Regions from separate parts of the Homo sapiens genome. Here region 1 is linked to region 2. A link is a loop called in an ENCODE intact Hi-C map of the cell type or tissue named here. Cell type or tissue: HCT116. All regions are shown on one strand. Links, peaks and the distances in the headings refer to the core of each region. The heading gives the core; the rest is flanking DNA.

Region 1 (8,380 bases), core at 274-8,273, 100 kb before region 2:
TTGAAATGTTGAAATAACTAAAACGGGTAGTACATGCTAGTTGAGATAAGAATCAGGCAAGCATATCTGTGCCTTAAAATAGTTTCTAAAGGCTTCTTGGGAAAGGCAGTATCTGAGATGTTCTGCAATGACCAGTAAGTAATTATTGATGGGGGGAGGTGAGTGGGGGTGCTGAAAGAGTGGATAAAAGGGGAGTCCCAAGTGAGTCAGGACATTGACATGGAAATGTCCTGGCTACCAGTAAACAGTTCATATTGGGAAATCATAGCTAAAACATGTAGGTAAACAGAATAAATATTTGCAGTTTTAAATGTCAGAATATCTAGATTGCATTTAACTTTGCAAGGAATATGTAGACACTGAAAATTTTCAAGCCAAAGACATCAGGTTTTAGACAGATTAATTTGGCAACAGTGTGCCGAGGCAGTGGGAAGAAGAACAAAATGGAGACAGAAAGCTGTAGGAAAGCTATCGGCCTAGTTCTGCAGTAATAGGCAGCAGGATCAGCATGAAGGTTGGGAGAAGCAGCAGCAAGAGATGGCCAAAGAAACATTCTGAAGCAACGCTCAACATTGAATCATCAGGGGTGAGCATGGGAACAGGCTACTCAGGGATCAAAGAGCATGAAGCCTTTGAAAAGAAGAACCTGAGGAAGAATATGGAAACAGGTCTAGAAACAGCACAGAGAACTGACAGAAGCAATCAGAAAAGGGAGCTCCTAATCCAGGGGAGCTAATCAAAGATGAGCTCCTAAATCTTCAAAGTAATGTAGGGGAAAAAAGGTGTCTGCAAAGAGGAAGGCAGAAATCCAAGTGAAGGGGATCATCCCCAAATATGTGACACATACTGGGCTTCCTGTTCTCTTCAGAAATGCATAAGCACTTGTTAGCATAACCACCCAAAAAAAAAAAAAAAAAAAAAAAGCATCACTGAAGTGAGTTACACAAACCTTTAAGAAATAGTAGACTAATAAACAGCCCAAAGCTATGTGTCAGAGACCTTTCCCTGCTTACTAAGTGGCTCTGCTAATTTGGCCAAATCCAATAATTTTCCTCTGGAGTCCTCCTTTAAATCACAAAAATGTTATCAAGCCAACTTATTTCATAGAATCGTATGAAGTAACAAATTTGAAATTGTTTTCAAAACTGAGATATTCTATACATACAAAAGAATAGCAAATACAGCAATGTAAAACGGCAGCCAGCTAAAAATGGAAAACTCTAAATTTCAGAAAGTTAAACCTTTTATTTATAAGATGATCGGTAACTATAAATAGCCTCTTTTATTTATGACACAAAAGTTTTAATGAGTTATACTTTAAATTTAATGGTAGAATAATGTCATGAAATACATAGAATATCAATTCATCAAACAGCATATTAACTCAAATTCTTTAAAATATATTCAACATTCAAAAACTGCAAAAATCATTATCAATAAATGCAGTCAATTGGTCATTACTGAATCAACAGCTTCCGGTGTGGAAAAATCAATACTCACATTTGCACCAATGCCTTCCCCACCTTCAGGGACTTTAGGAAATGCATCATAGAGAGATGACACGTAAGTTATTACTGATTTTTCATCAGGTGAGGAGACATCGACATCTAAAAACAGCAACATAAATTAATTATTTCACAATGTTGATAAATTACTTTTGATCAGACTTTCATGCCAGTCCACATATAATCAAGAAAATAACTCACCTTCAGGGTCCAGAAGTCTTATAACACCAATTTTTTCTGCTACGTAAAAAGCATGCTCTAAATTTGCAAGGTTGCTTTGAACAGCAACAGTATTCATATCTATCAGGTCCGGCCTAGGAAAAAATTCACTGTGTTAATTAGGTTTTCTCATGTGCCAATTCAACATTATATAATTATATAGGTTTCCATTTACATAACAACATCTGCTAATATTAACACCAAGCCTGCGTTAAAATGCAGAGACTTTCATCAAACATTTAACATTGCTCACTTATCTCAGAAACTTCTGTATCGAAAGCAAATATAACAATGAAAATATAACAATTTGAACATATATAAATTTCAACAAAGTCTACAAATATATCATAGTCAGAATATATATGAGTATTTGTCCTATTCAACTGATTTAAGCTACGCTACTCCAACAGCATCTTTCCAATCCAACCAGCATCCTGTCAATGTTTTTCCTCTAAGACAAAAAGCTTGTAGCTTAATTCAGTGCTGTGTCCATGGCCTCCCCATTGCACCATACCCTTTCACATCATCTTTGTCTTCTATAATCCTAGTCATTCTTCCAAGGAGAGATCAAGCTCCACCTCCTCTATGGAGCCTGGCTGATCTTCCTAGCCCTTATTTCTGTCTCTGTTTCCTGAACTCATACTTCCAGCCTGCACCCCACGATATGGCACTTAGGATAATCTTAGACTCCTTGCCCTATTAATTCACTGGTTCGTGTACATGTATATGTTGTTTCTCCCAAACCGTCAACTCCAAGATAGCAAGTACTATGTATTAAGAAAATTTTGTATTTTATCCTTCTGCTGTAATAAAGAATGATATATAGTACACCCTCAACAAATATCTACTGATAAGTTGGTAAGTAGGTTGGTTCCTTAGTAATCTGAATCATAAATGAATGTCTATAATAAGCAATAGTTTATGTTTTCATGAGCACACATGTGTGCATGTGCCCCCCTACACACACACACAGTCACACATCCCAGACTTCATATCTTTATAATTTGTGAGATTTACGTAACACCCTAAACCATGCAGAAACTTTGAAGCTAGCTCTATCTACATGAGAGAGGAAAAGATTCTTCAAATGCTTCTTGTAGAGAAAGTGGCAAAATATGGACATTGGAGACTTCACTCAAGGCTAGAAGCCAGTCAGGAAACTTGGATCTCAAAAACAAAGCATTGAAAGACTACCGGAACAATGTGGAAACAGGAAAGCCTTCAAAGAGTGGTACTCACCACCCAAAAAAATCACTGAGTAAGAACCTGTTGATAGCTTACAAAGAAAGGCTCTCTACAAGCTCCACAAGCATTCCTGTTTGCTCAAAATAATCATTTGGGAAACCACAGAAAGAGTGGGAGGGCTCAAAGGTAGTGTGGGAGAAATGAAATGCAGATTATTTTGTATACTACTTGGCAGGCTGCTTATATGAAAAGCTGTTTGAAAATATATCATTAATATTAGAAAGCTAAGTGGCAATTTGTACTCTTTTATGGTGAGAAAACAGACCTTTCAAGAAAATCTTATACTTTTATATCACTTTGCACTGTTCATAACCTGGGAATGTGGTTACCATCACCTACATGCTCATATTCCAGGAAATTATTAGGAAATCCTTTAATGTTTTCAACCTGCCACCAATATGACCACTCTTTTAAAAGTGACCCTACAATTATTATAGGAACAATAAATCCATTGACAACTATGGAAGTAAATAACAGACCTCCAAAAGTAACATTTTTTATTCACATAGAAACATCTGAAGAATCTGCCAACCTCAAGATTAGTAAACAGGTATGTATAGCAGTCTAGACAAAAACAAATATCTGAAGTTCTTTCAATAAAAAATCGTTTTGTTTCCGTAAAATTTGCACCTTTTAGGGAAATAAAAAACAGACTTTGTAAGTCTGCCAAATCTCAGAACAAGACATGGCATGTTATTATGAGAACCCTGCCATTAGCAAAGAAAGTAAACACTGAGTAATCCTAGAGGGAATGAATAAAGTCATTGAAGAATCAAGTTTTTCAGCTAAGAGAATAAAACATAAAACTTCCTTCAGAATGACATAGTCATTTCAACACAAAAGCAGCTGTAGAATACAATGAGTCTGAGTAAGTCATCTCTTTTATCATGATGTTTAACACTTTAATGGAACAAAAACTGAAATGGTTTTCCTCCACTAAAAGACAGCAGATAAAGAAAATTAGTTAAACAAAAAATGGGAAAAGGGAAAACTTTAAAAACCACTACAAAGCTGGGTGCGGTGGCTCATACCTATAATCCCAGCATTTGGGAGGCTGAAGAGGGCAGATCACCTGAGGTCTGGAGTTTGACACCAGCCTGACCAACATGGCGAAACCCTGTCTCTACTAAAAATGCAAAAATTAGCCAGGCGTGATGGCAGGCGCCTGTAATCCCAGCTACTCGGGAGGCTGAGGCAGGAGGATCACTTGAACCCAGGAGGCAGAGGTTGCAGTGAGCCGAGATCATGCCACTGCACTCCAGCCTGGACAACAAGAGCGAAACTCCATCTCAAAAAAACACAAAAAACCACTATGAAAAAGTAATAGCCTATAAAATTTAAAATGCTATTCCTCCCTTAGCTCATATCCTAACAGAGTGGTGGTCCCTTTGTCTTTCAAATCTGTCTTTCCTCTACCTGCCTGAAGCATCCAGAAGACGCCTGTGCTGTGTGTGTCCTGTCCACCACCTTCTTTCTTCATAGTCTCACTGGGATAACACAACCTTTAAAAACTTCATTTATTTTTCACACATAGAAGATACTTACTTTCATTCTAAAGGTTTCATTTCTTCGTAACATCTTTTTGTGGAATGTTAACAGGAAATGTCATTTCCATCTTAGGTTTGACTAACCAAAGAGCATTAGACTATATTATAGTGACCATGTTCTCATGTTATATTTTAGATAGTTGAACATTAACTATTGTAACTTGCCTGTTTTATGGAAACCTTTCAAAATCATATAATGTGATCCTTTGCCACTTAAAGTAATAAATGCTAGTCTTTTTATGGAAAAAAAGGCCATTCTCTTATTTTTTTTATTATTCTATGATAATGTTAATGTTTCAAAATGACCCAATTATCATACATTATAATCTTTAAACATGTTTATATCCCAGCTTTATCCCAGCTTTTCTTTCATAAGCAATTAAAAGTAGCTTACAAAGAAAATACAAGATAGCATAAACTTTAAATTAGAAGTATAAAACCAAGAAAAGGCCTTAAAATGAAATTGGAAGTGAGACTAAAAATTGCAAATCACTTATATGCAAGCTTGGTGCCCTGAATTTGTTTAAAAATATAGGGCAGAGAGGTATAGAAAAATGCTATTGTCATAATACAAAATAATTTTGGATAAAAGTAATGTTTATCTTTCATACAACACCCATCTTAAAAGAGCAATCTCCCCTAGGCTATATATATATATATATATCTCCACACGTATATATACATATACAGGTATGTTGGCATTTATGTATAGATAGATAGATATATGGATATAGTATAAGGATATCACCACCTACATTAACAGGTAGCCAAAGCTAGCTGAACATAAAAATTGCATGAGAGATTTTTTTGGCATAGATACCTCCAAGGTAACATTTCAGTACTCCAAAACTTTATTAATACATTAGCTCACATGAGAATTAGATAGGATTCTGCAGGAACATATGACTTCTACAGTGATATAAATGGCTAAAGATCAGGCTGGGCGCAGTGGCTCATGCCTGTAATCCCAGCACTTTTGGAGGCCGAGATGGGAGGATCACCTGAGGTCAGGAATTCCAGACCAGCCTGGCCAATATGGTGAAACCCTGTCTCCACTAAAAATACAAAACTTAGCCAGGCATGGTGTCGGGTGCCTGTAACCCCAGCTACTCGGGAGGGTGAGGCAGGAGAATCACTGGAACCCAGGAGGCGGAGGTTGCAGTGAGCCGAGATCGCGCCATTGCATCCCAGCCTGGGTGACAGAGCGAGACTTTGCCTCAAAAAAAAAAAAAAAAAAAAAAAGATTAGCACAACAGACCACTGAAGGCTTCCACAATATATCATGGCAAACACCAATACACTCAACTGCAAGGAGCATGAAACAACATCAAAGTACTTGGAAAGGAAGTACTTAGAAACATGGCAGAGAGGACACTAATTAAAGTTAACTAAGAGAAAGAAAAATGCCAGCTAAGAGAAGAGTGCTTTAGTGCAGACACAACATTACCAAATCCTGAACCAAAAATGTGACAATAGCTGAAAAGACACATATGGGAAATATCAATGGCCACAGTCCAAATCGGGATTTTTTTAAGGATGAAAAAATAAAGTGACTTAAATTCAGAGTCTGCTGGTTGTGCTGGCTTTCAGCTGGCACTCAATAATTATTTATGTGGATACAAACAGTAAGGTTCTGGCTACCCTGCATCTGCTTTCCTATATTTGAGAAATTTCCCTTTCATAAGTCTTGGGGGTAAGGAGAAGAGCAAAGCCCATTTCCCAGTACAAAAACAGAAATATGTCAGGTTTTTCCTGACTCTTTTATTTGCTCAAGAAATGTCCACTGCATACCTCACCCCCGTACATGACATTACCTGGCCAACTCGAATTCTTTCAGCAGACTCGGTTCCACCACCATTTCCTCCAGGAAGTACTTTCCTCTGTTCCCAAATGCCGTCTGTTATCTTCATTTCTGTATTTACCACATTTTTCATAACTATATATCTGCCTATCTCTCATATTGAACCATGGGCTTCCTGAAGGCAGAGCCTGTGTTTTGTCCATGTTTATATCCTCAATATCTAGCATAATGCTTAAAACATTAACTTTTGAGGATTAAATAAATAATAAAGAAAAACATGAGCTATGGGGACTGGGACATATCAGTGTTTCAAATTCCTGGAGATATGTTCCATCCTAGGCTTGTTCCTTTTCTTTTCACTAATTTCTACTGACAAAACCACCATCTATGGCTTCCAGCCAAGTTTTAGAATCCTTATCGAAATCCACATGGACCAGGGTACAATGTCATAGCTTCCCCATAATCCTAAACAAGCACACACCCTTTCGAGGTTTCCTAAAGGCTTTGTCTCTCCTAAAAAACAATTTGGAAAGCAGGCACGAAGTGAGGACAACAAACAGCGGTGAAGTATAAAAGTTTCAAAAAGCACATGTTGCTGCTTCTAGGTTCTCCTCCCTTCTTATGCTCTCATGTGCCCTCAGCTTCAGCTTCTGATAATGTTGCCAATTGGGATACCTTATAAAGTAATAACAATCACAAAACAACAACAGGGACTAATAAATACTGATACCTACTATGTGGCAGGCAATGCATTAAAGGACTTAAAGCATTATCTCACTTAATCATCTCAATTGACCCTAAGCAGTAGGTTGTGTTATTATCCTGAATTTACAGATGGAAAAACACCAAAGCATAAGGAAGTTATATAACTTGACCAAGAACACAAATCTGGTAAGTGGCAGTCAGGGTTTCAACCCAGGTCTGTCTGACTACAGAGCCTGATTTCTTCTCTGCAATATCCTGGTATCATAAACTGAGAACTAACTAAACAGTAACACCCCATATGAAGCTGAGAATACATAATAAAGAAAATACAGAACAAATTATACTTCTACTACTGGGCAAAATGATAATGATATTGGTAACCCCCATAAAGAAACACAATAATGTATATGTATATGTATGTGTGTGTATTGACATACTCAGAAAAAATAAATCATAAGAAACATGCTGAAGTTCCAGATTATTACCAAAACAGAACTCATCAATGTGTCCTATACCAATGTTTCCCACACTTGGGTCCTAATACAGATTAAGAATAGAAAGAAAGGCCTGGTTATCTGCATTTTAACAAGTTTCTCCCCCCTCCCTCAGGTGATTCGTATCAGGCAAGTTTGATAACTAAACCATGTTAAAAACCCTTCTTTCTAATAATTATTTAATTTCTTTTCAAGATTATAAGCATTTTGTATTGGGGAAAAAACATCCACAATGTCATCAGGCAATTATATAACGACACAAACAAAAGCACCCACAAGCAGAAACATGCTACTGCCTTATGCCCTCAGCAGGAGACAGTGAACCTTTTAACTCTTTTTCAGTGTTTATTTTTATTAAATATACAAGAAAAGAACACATTTAAATGTTAGCAAGGAGGGAGGGTGGGCATGTCATTTTATGTTTGCCCAACTCTGGAGTACACTGTAAAATAATGAAGCCTGGAAAAGATAGCATTTGGTCACATATATTTTTTTTAATCAGAATAAAAAACCCACCTAAACTTTGTGACTTGAGATATCTGATCACTTGAAAAAACACTGGACCACAGTTTCCTTCCTCAATTTAAAAAGGAAAGACAAGACAGAAAGAAGAATGGTGGTTGTCAACGGGTGGGGGGAGAGAGAAATGGGGAATTAGAGTTTCACGGGTACACAGCTTCAGTTACACTGGATGAAAAGAGCTCTGGAGATGGATGGCGGTGATGGTTGTACAACAAAGTAAATGTACTTAATGCCACTTAACTATCAACTTAAAACTGATTAAGATGGTAAATTTTATGCACCTTATCACAATCTAATTTTTTTATTATTTATTTTTTTTGAGACAAGAGTCTCACTCTGTCA
Region 2 (8,380 bases), core at 125-8,124:
TACACTAGAATAAAACACCTACAAAGATATGCCATGCTAAAAAGCTGGGAGTCTATCAGGAAGGCAACAGAAAACAGTGAACAGAACATTCAAATGGCTGCATATAAGCATTTTCCTCTCAGTTTAGAGAGCACCAACTTCAAAGGCAGAAATACCAGACCTCAAATCCCCACTCTGCTACTAACTCTATTGGCTAAAGCAACAGTCTTATTAAAGACTCCCTAAGATTTATTTGCATCATCTGTAAAATAGGGATAAATAGCACCCATTTCAAACACTTGCATAGAAGCTAAAAAGAAATAATGAATGTTATGCACCTAAGAGAATGCTTAACATAAAACTGTAGTTCTTCTTAGTGCTATTTGATAGACTTAAATGCATTGATCTCAAATATTTCCTGCAATCTAGTAATGGCAACATCAGAGGCATCCTTCTGGCTTCTGCTAATCTCTATCTACTTTAGTAACCACAGAATTATCAAATGGGACTCCAAGAAACCTATTGTTTTAAATTAAGTTAACCAAAGTTCTCTGGAGAAAATGTTTAGGAAAAAAATGAAATGAGTAAGCACAAGTTAACAAAATGAGGTTTGGAAGTGGCAACAGGACATGTATCATGGAGGCATATTCATTAACTAGACACTTGTTCATAGTTATGTCTACCCTTAAAACACAACTGATTGTCCAGTTAGAGTAACAGCATAACAGCATAGCCAGTGAAATGTCCATGGTTCCAAAATGCAGCCTAGAACAAAGAACACAGTAATGCTTCTTAAAATGGAGCTTTTTGTTTACATGAGCCATTTTGGAAATTCACTTCATACCACTGATAATGAAATTTTCAATTACAAAAGAAATGACTTTCGGTTTCTTTTAGCAATAGGAATAAGAAAGAAACTGAAGAATATATAGTGATAGATGCCATTCCAAGTGATCTCTGGTAAGAGTAAAGTAACTTATTTATAAAGTACAACTTCTAAAAGGAAATCAATTAATTCAACAAAAGAAATACGTAACTTATTTGTAGATGCTAACCTTTTAAAAAGTGTAAACAAAATAAGTAACATTCATAATAAAGGCAGATTTCTGTCTGAATTTATACAATTTTTCTATGAAATTTTATTTCTGCGATGGGGTCTGTGTGACTGATTCTTTCTAAGTTCTATGTTCTTAATTGAGAGATCCAGACTTCATTTAATCTACTTTAGCATGTCATCTATCACAGGTCCTTGAGAGTAAATGTGCTCAATTGCTTCTAAATACAGACCATTCTCATTATCACTAGTTTCTCCCACATGGCAACCTCATAAATATTTATTAGCAAAATATAGACAAAATCTGCTGAATTACAGAAACTGAAGATATAGCCCCTGAAAAGATCCAAGAGCTATGTAAACACAGCCACTAAAATAAAAATGTTACATATATTAGAGCTGGATTCAAACAAATCAACTCTTAAAAAAAATTAAAAAATTAAATCTTTGACCCATGAATATTTTAGTGTGGTAAAATAAATGACTTCATGGTTCCAAGATAAATTTGTAAAACCTAAAAATATTTTCTAACAGTCAAAACTAGATATGGATAAAGTATTTAAATTAAACATATGTTCTTTAGTTCATAAGTCCTGAATAATTTCAGTTAGTATAAGTTATTCAGAAGTTAGGTACTCTTCAGAATCAGAAAGGAATGAGATAAACAACAGGATTATAAAGAAAATATAATTGGATTATCCCTTCTATTTCACTAGCTTATAGTAATACCAAGTAATGTCTATTTTTTTCAGCTCCGAAGTACATTCCAGGACTATAAAAAATACCAGAAAATGTATGAAATGTATAAAACATATATAAAGTATATATTCCTTGCCATCAAGTCATTTCAAATCTAATGAAGAAAATAAAAAAAAAAAAAACAAGACATTAGACACTAAATAGGAAACCGGTTGACTACATGCAGAATAGGGACTGAGAGAAGAGTTACCAGTGTAACCCTGAGTACTTGTAACAGACCTGTGGGCACGCAGGAGGAGTTGTACAGGAGTTGCACAGTTGTGGGTAGCTAGAAGCTCAGAGACTGACTTTGATTATGTAAAATTTAAGAAGACAATTGTAGGTAGCAGTAGCAGAAATACACAAATGGAAATGAGCATAATGTGAGACAAGGAAACTAGTATTAATAAAATCACACTGCATTGGCAGAATACTTTCATGTAATTACCCCACTTTACATTCACATATACTCTGTAAGTAAGGCAGATACTTACATTTAAAGATGAAGAAACTGAGGTACTACTCAATGAGAGCAGCTTATCCTTATCACTGATCTCGTAATCAAGGCTTGATCACAGGTCTTCAGATTACCAAATCCCCTATTCTTGCTAAACACTACTAGCTCAGAGACTGACTTTGATGATGTAAAGTTTAAGAAGACAAAAATTTTGGTAGACTTTAAGGCAAGTATTATAAAATAATATTTTGAAATTTATTCCCATTTTCTCTTTTGCCTTTTGGCATGAAGTGTTTATCAGCCTAAAAAAGAGATTATAGAAATTCTATAAAAAGACAGGAATAACCATTTCTGGTTTATAAAATAGGATTATTCAGCAAGACACATAGCCTTGCTAGCCATACTATTGCCTGGAAAGATGTTTCCAAATTGCTTTTATTTCTGTCTCCCTTCCCTGCCTCCTTTTAATCAGGGGCCTGATCTAGCTCTTCTCCAGGGTAGAAAAGACACGCCACTTCCAGCGATGACAGCAGAGCCATAGGGCTAGCTAAAAGGAGGATATGATATAGTATATGTAGGAGAAAGACGACGGAGTCAAGAGGGGAGTCAAGACTAATTTTTCCTGTTCAGGCTTTGGCCCTGAGAGGAGGAGGTGCATTCAGTGAATAAGGAGTGATGTGGAAGGCACAGGGGGCTCTTGACCCACTCCCTATCTGGTACCGTGTAAAGGAGGCTACCCTTGGTTCTGCTTGGTACAGACCAGACACAGAAGTGTCTGTGTGTCTGGCTGGGACACCTCCCAGAGGGGTCATCCTAGCAGGGAGAGGGGGCTCTCTAGCAAGGGATACAGAGAAGATCACATGGGCCAGGAACAATCAAGCATCCCAGAAAGACTGCAGATGGGTGTGGAGCACTAGTGGAAAGCCAAGGGGAAGTCACATCAATGTGGGACACGGCCTGAGTCACAAGAATGGGCCAGAGTTCACTGGTAGCTGACTTAAGAATCAGTGGCCCACAAGGTGCCAGGCATCCAAGACAGAAAAGGGGTACAAATCACCCAGGAAGCAGGGGTCCTAAAAGCCAGGATAAAGACGCTGGCAGGAATGAGCACAGTGTTTTCCCCAGAAATGCAAGGTTGCAAAAGCCACATCTCTCCCTCAAGACACGCAGAGAAAAAGAGAGGGAGAGGAAGCTGCCTTCAACAACCAAGCATTTTTATCTAAGACAGAACAAAGATCAGAGGAGACTGTTCGATTTGCCACATCAGACTATGCTTTAAAACAGATTCAATTTTAGTACATTTTCTCACTAATCAGAAGGTGAAACTCATAAAGATGACTAGATCAGCCATAAAAGACAATATTTTCTCTGCATTTCCAAGTTCAATCATGAATTAAATCTTTCAAGCCTAGTACACAGGGCAGAAAAGTTGGTTTTATACAGAGAACAACAAAGAGTCATGGTCTTTTTTCAAGAGAAGTATTAATAAGACAAAAGCTCTCAGCAACTGTATGTGATACTGGATGAATCAATGCCTTGCAGCAAGCTCAGTCTCATTCCAGAAAGGGCTAAAATACTCATTCAGACTATTTTCATTTTAAAGCAAAGGAACAGAGATGGTTCCAGGAAGAAAAAAAAATACACTTTTAGAAAAGCAGGACTTCAAACAATGCAACTTTAAACAACTGAGAAACAGTGACAGATGGCCCTATTATGTATACACTAGAAATGGGATTTATTTTTTTCAGGAAAGGCTTTGAGAGTTGAGGCTAAAACACTGACAGTCTGTACATGGCATGTCATCTGCCAGTAAACATCAGATGTCCCTACAAACCCAAGTGTTTATAATAATGGGGAAAGAATGGCTGAAGTTTTATGTGAACACAAACGTAAATCACAACATTCTGAAATGCACAGTTTCTAACCATTCTGTTTATGGTGCAATATACAGTGTGGCCCAAGTTCTGGCAAACCACATAGCTCTTTTCAAATTGACAGTATAAGGAATATGATGTGAGCTGTGGACTCACAGCTGTGAGCTGTGCTACATTTCCTAGTAAAAGAAACCCTGATTCTGATGGGGACACATGGTAGCCTGGAATAAAACTACACCTCCCCAGCCTTACTTTCAATAACAAAGTTCCAGTAAATGAAATAAAAGCTAATGTGTTATATGGCAGCTTCTAGAAATTTTCTTTGTAAGACATCTGGCATGAGCCCCTTGCCCCTTCTTCCTTCCCTCCTCCTTTCTACTGGCTGGGGACACAGACCCGATGAATATGGCTCAAGCAGCCATCTAGGACCACAAAGCAGCAGCCTAAGTCTGCAGGAACAAGAAGTAAGGAGCCTCTGTGGATGGTGGCTATAACCATGCCAGTCCTGGACTGCCTCCTGCTGGACTTCTCTCAAGTAAGAGAAAAGTAAACTTCCTTCTCTTAAAGTTACTATTGTTTCATTTTCATGTGCAAAATAGAACCAATATTAGCCAACCTAATCCTACCCACAAATACAATGCTTTCCAACAAACCTACTACTAAGAGCTCTTTGAAATGGAAAATTTCCCAGGAAAGAAACAACTACCATTAATACAGCACAAAGTAAAGAACTTGGTATAATCAAGCGCGTACAACTGTAGCAGAAACTTTTCCCCATATCCTTGTATCCTTCTTTCTCAAAGAAACAAATTCTCTAATTATTAGCTAGGTGCAAATACACAAGGAATAAATACACATTTCCCAGCCTTCCTTGAGCTAGATGTGGCTATGTTCCAGTTCAGCTGTGGCCATTGAGATGAGAACAGAAGTGACTGTGCTACTTCTGAGGAGGGCCCTTGAAGGGGAATACAGTGCCTTTTTTTGTACTTCTTCAATCCAGATGGCTGGAATGCAGATGTGGTGGTGAAACATCTAAAAAAACATGTAAGAGTAACAACCTAGATGGCAAAGCAATGTGACAAAAGGAACCTGGGTCCCTGTTCCAGTTACTATGTGACAAACTACACTGGAATTCAACTATGAAAACCAACCATTTTTTTATGTTCAAGAATTCTGTAGGTCAGAAATTCAAACCAGGTACAAGGGGGGCAGGTTGCTGCTGTTCCATGATGTCTGGGCCTCAGCTAGTAACACTCAACAGCTGGGTGGCTTGACCACTGGGGACTGGAATCATCTGGAGGCATCCTCACTCACATGGCTGGTGGCTGATGTTAACTATTGGCTGGAACCTCATTTGAAGCAGTCAGCGAGAACAGCCACAGGTGTCATCTACATGTGGCCTGACTTTCTCACTGAATGGCAGCTTCAAGGTAGTCAAACTACTTTGTGGTAATTCAAGGTTCTAAAAGCAACGGACCCAGCAGCAAGGCAGAGGCTGCATCACCTTTCCTGACATAACCATGAAAGTCATGTGGTATTCTACTGGTTACAAGAGAGCCAGGTGCCCAACCAGATTCAACCAGAGTGCACAATGGGAAAAGCAGCAAAGAAGTTGCACACATGTTTTAAAACCCATACAGCGCCTGACCCTGAGCATCATACCAGCCCTGGCTGACCTCATGAAGCTGAGCTGCATTATCATCCTGCACTCCCCACCTCTCGACTGCTACATAAGTGGAAATACAAATGATCATTTAAAGCCACTATTATTGTGGGTCACTGCAGCAAATTTATAAAGAATACTTATGTACCCCAATATTTAAAAATAAATCAGCCCAGGCGCAGTGGCTCACGCCTGTAATCCCAGCACTCTGGGAGGCCGAAGTGGGCGGATCACTTGAGGTCAGGAGTTGGAGAGCCTGGCCAACATGGTGAAACCCTGTCTCTATTAAAAAGACAAAAAAAATTAGCCAGGCATGGTGGCACATGCCTGTAGTCCCAGCTACTCAGGAGGCTGAGGAAGGAGAATTGCTTTAATCGGGGAGGCAGAGGTTGCAGTGAGCCATGATTGCACCACTGCACTCCAGCCTGGGTGACAGAGTGAGAGACTCCATCCCAATAAATAAATAAATAAATCAAAAACCACAAGTAGCAAAAACGTCTATCTCAAGAAACTAATTTTACAGCTACAGGAATGACTTTGTAGTTTTAATTTATTTGATATTATTAACTGCTGGCATATTTTTTTCCATTCAAAATTTTTAATGACTATCAGAGACCTCTAATATATTACAATCCCTTTGTCAGTCATTTGCATGCTGCCAGTTTCCCTTCCTGGTTTGGTGCACTAAGGGGTTTCTGAGCTCAGACAATAAAGATGCTGACACAGCCAAGGAACTGCAGCCTGAAAACAAAGAGTTCCAGAGGCGCGTGTGAATCTGACTGGATGTGTCCTAAAGCCTCTCATTAAACAGCTACTCCCCATCAAAGACACTACACTCTAGGCAAGGCAAAGAGCACTCCTTCCACCTGCCATTCTTGTCCTCTAAGCAAAGTGAGTCCTTGAAGAATCTAATAGTTTCACAGAATCATTTTGTGGTCCAACCATAGAGTATGCACTGCATATGTCAAAATCCTTTTATTTTTTAAATTAACAAATAATAGGATTTCTATCTCCTTATACCCACTCAAAAAATAAAAGCATATAAAGGATATTTTGGTTCTTCCATGTCCCCCAAAAGCAAAAAAGAAAATAACTTTGAGAGAACACAAATTTAAAAGAAAATTGCACAAGTCTGAACATTTCTAAATATATTCAAAGACACATATCTAACTTTGAAATATGTACCTAGAGGCAAATAATTTAATAGCAAATCCATAGAATGAACTGCTAAGAAATGCCACATGATTAAGCCATGTTTTGGGGTAATATGGGTAAGGACATTAAACAACTTTGAGAATGAATTATTAAAATACACCTTTTAATGTATCTTATTTAAAACTTATTTAAAATTAGTTTCCAGCATCTCTTAATACTACTTTATTTTTTGTATGTCTCTCCATGTGTATCAGCCACTAAACCCCAGTAAGACCCACTGTGTAATGATGCTTAATCTTCTTCCTTTTTAAACTCTAATGTGTATCAGCTTTCAGATATTTATGAGCTCAGATCTTTTGGCCAGAATTTGGTTAAGTAAAAAGCAAGCTGATCAGGCCATAGATAAAGGCATTTGGTGCCAGGGTAATTATAAATACAAGCAAGTATTATATTTGCCCCCAGCTCTTGCCCATAAGGTGGCTGAAAATGCATCCTTGATTTTCCCTTATTCTGTCAATATAGGAATTACTACCTTGAATACTACTAAACATATCTTTAAGTAATAAAAGGTAGCATTTGCTGAGCACTTATTATATGCCAGGAATTGTTTTGAGTACTTTTCATGTATTAAAGTCATCAGATCCTTCAATAACAACATAAAGTGGATAGTATAATTAAATCTCCCTTTTATGGATGAGACTGAGATTAAACAAAAAAAAGTGTAGTGAAACTGCACAGACAACTCATGTGGTGGTTTTAAAACATGTCCATACATGGAAACTTCTCCCTTCAAGAGCTAATTCCAATCACTGTGCATGTAGGGACACTAATTAATGGAATATAACTAAAGTAACTGTGTTAGAGTTCTGAGACTAGGTCATAAAAAGCAATGTGGTTTCTTTCTTGATTTCTACATCACTTACCCTGGGGGAAGCCAGTTGCCATGTCTTGAAGACACTTAAACAGCACTGTGGAGAGGCCCACGTGGCAAGGGAGGCCCTCCTGCCCTCTGCCAGTGAGTGAGCCATCTTGGAAGCAGATCTTCCAGCCCCAGTCAAGCCTTCAGAGGACAGCAGCCCTGGGCAACATCTGAACTTTAACCTTACTCTCACTTAAGCCACTCCCAAATTCGTGGCCCACAGAGTTATTAAACGCTTACTGATTTAGCTGCCAAGTGGGGGGCAAATTGTTATACGGCTAGAAATAACTAACCCAGCTAACAAGTGACTGAGCCAGGATCAAACCCAAGCAGTCCAGTACTGAAAGCTGCTACTGGTCAGATAAATGCACACCATGTTATGTTGGTGCAAAAGTAATTGTGGTTTTTATCATTGATAATAGGAATTTAACCAAGCTATAATTTTACTAAACACCACAAATGTTTTCAAATTCCAACTACACAAGTTAAACAGCATAGTAGAGTGGTTCTCAGCCCTTCTCAACATTAAAATCATTTGTAC

The links. Hi-C counts contacts between places; a loop is a spot of excess contacts. Peaks named below come from ENCODE experiments on the same cell type or tissue, not always from the same donor. Only the 100,000 strongest peaks of a DNase experiment are listed, where the experiment ranks them.
Region 1: it touches region 2 in a loop (4-fold over the local background); 11 of 110 quality-filtered maps call a loop at or near these places.

The regions. Positions count from the first base shown.
Region 1 is chr6:56,649,426-56,657,805 of GRCh38, forward strand. It overlaps DST (dystonin), which reads right to left. Exons shown (of 104, transcript NM_001374736.1): 11 at 1,707-1,819; 12 at 1,501-1,607. Among named protein-coding and RNA genes, the nearest start is that of DST-AS1, 190 kb to the right of the region's middle. In HCT116, for the core only: no CTCF peak of the experiment used is centred there; DNase peaks (open chromatin) are centred at 3,018 and 3,706; H3K27ac peaks cover 6,477 bases.
Region 2 is chr6:56,753,234-56,761,613 of GRCh38, forward strand. All of the region lies in intron 4 of DST (dystonin), which reads right to left. Among named protein-coding and RNA genes, the nearest start is that of DST-AS1, 87 kb to the right of the region's middle. RefSeq lists a silencer at 4,514-4,563 and an enhancer at 6,245-6,801. In HCT116, for the core only: a CTCF peak has its summit at 4,622 (motif pointing left); a DNase peak (open chromatin) is centred at 4,586; H3K4me3 peaks cover 830 bases; H3K27ac peaks cover 6,356 bases.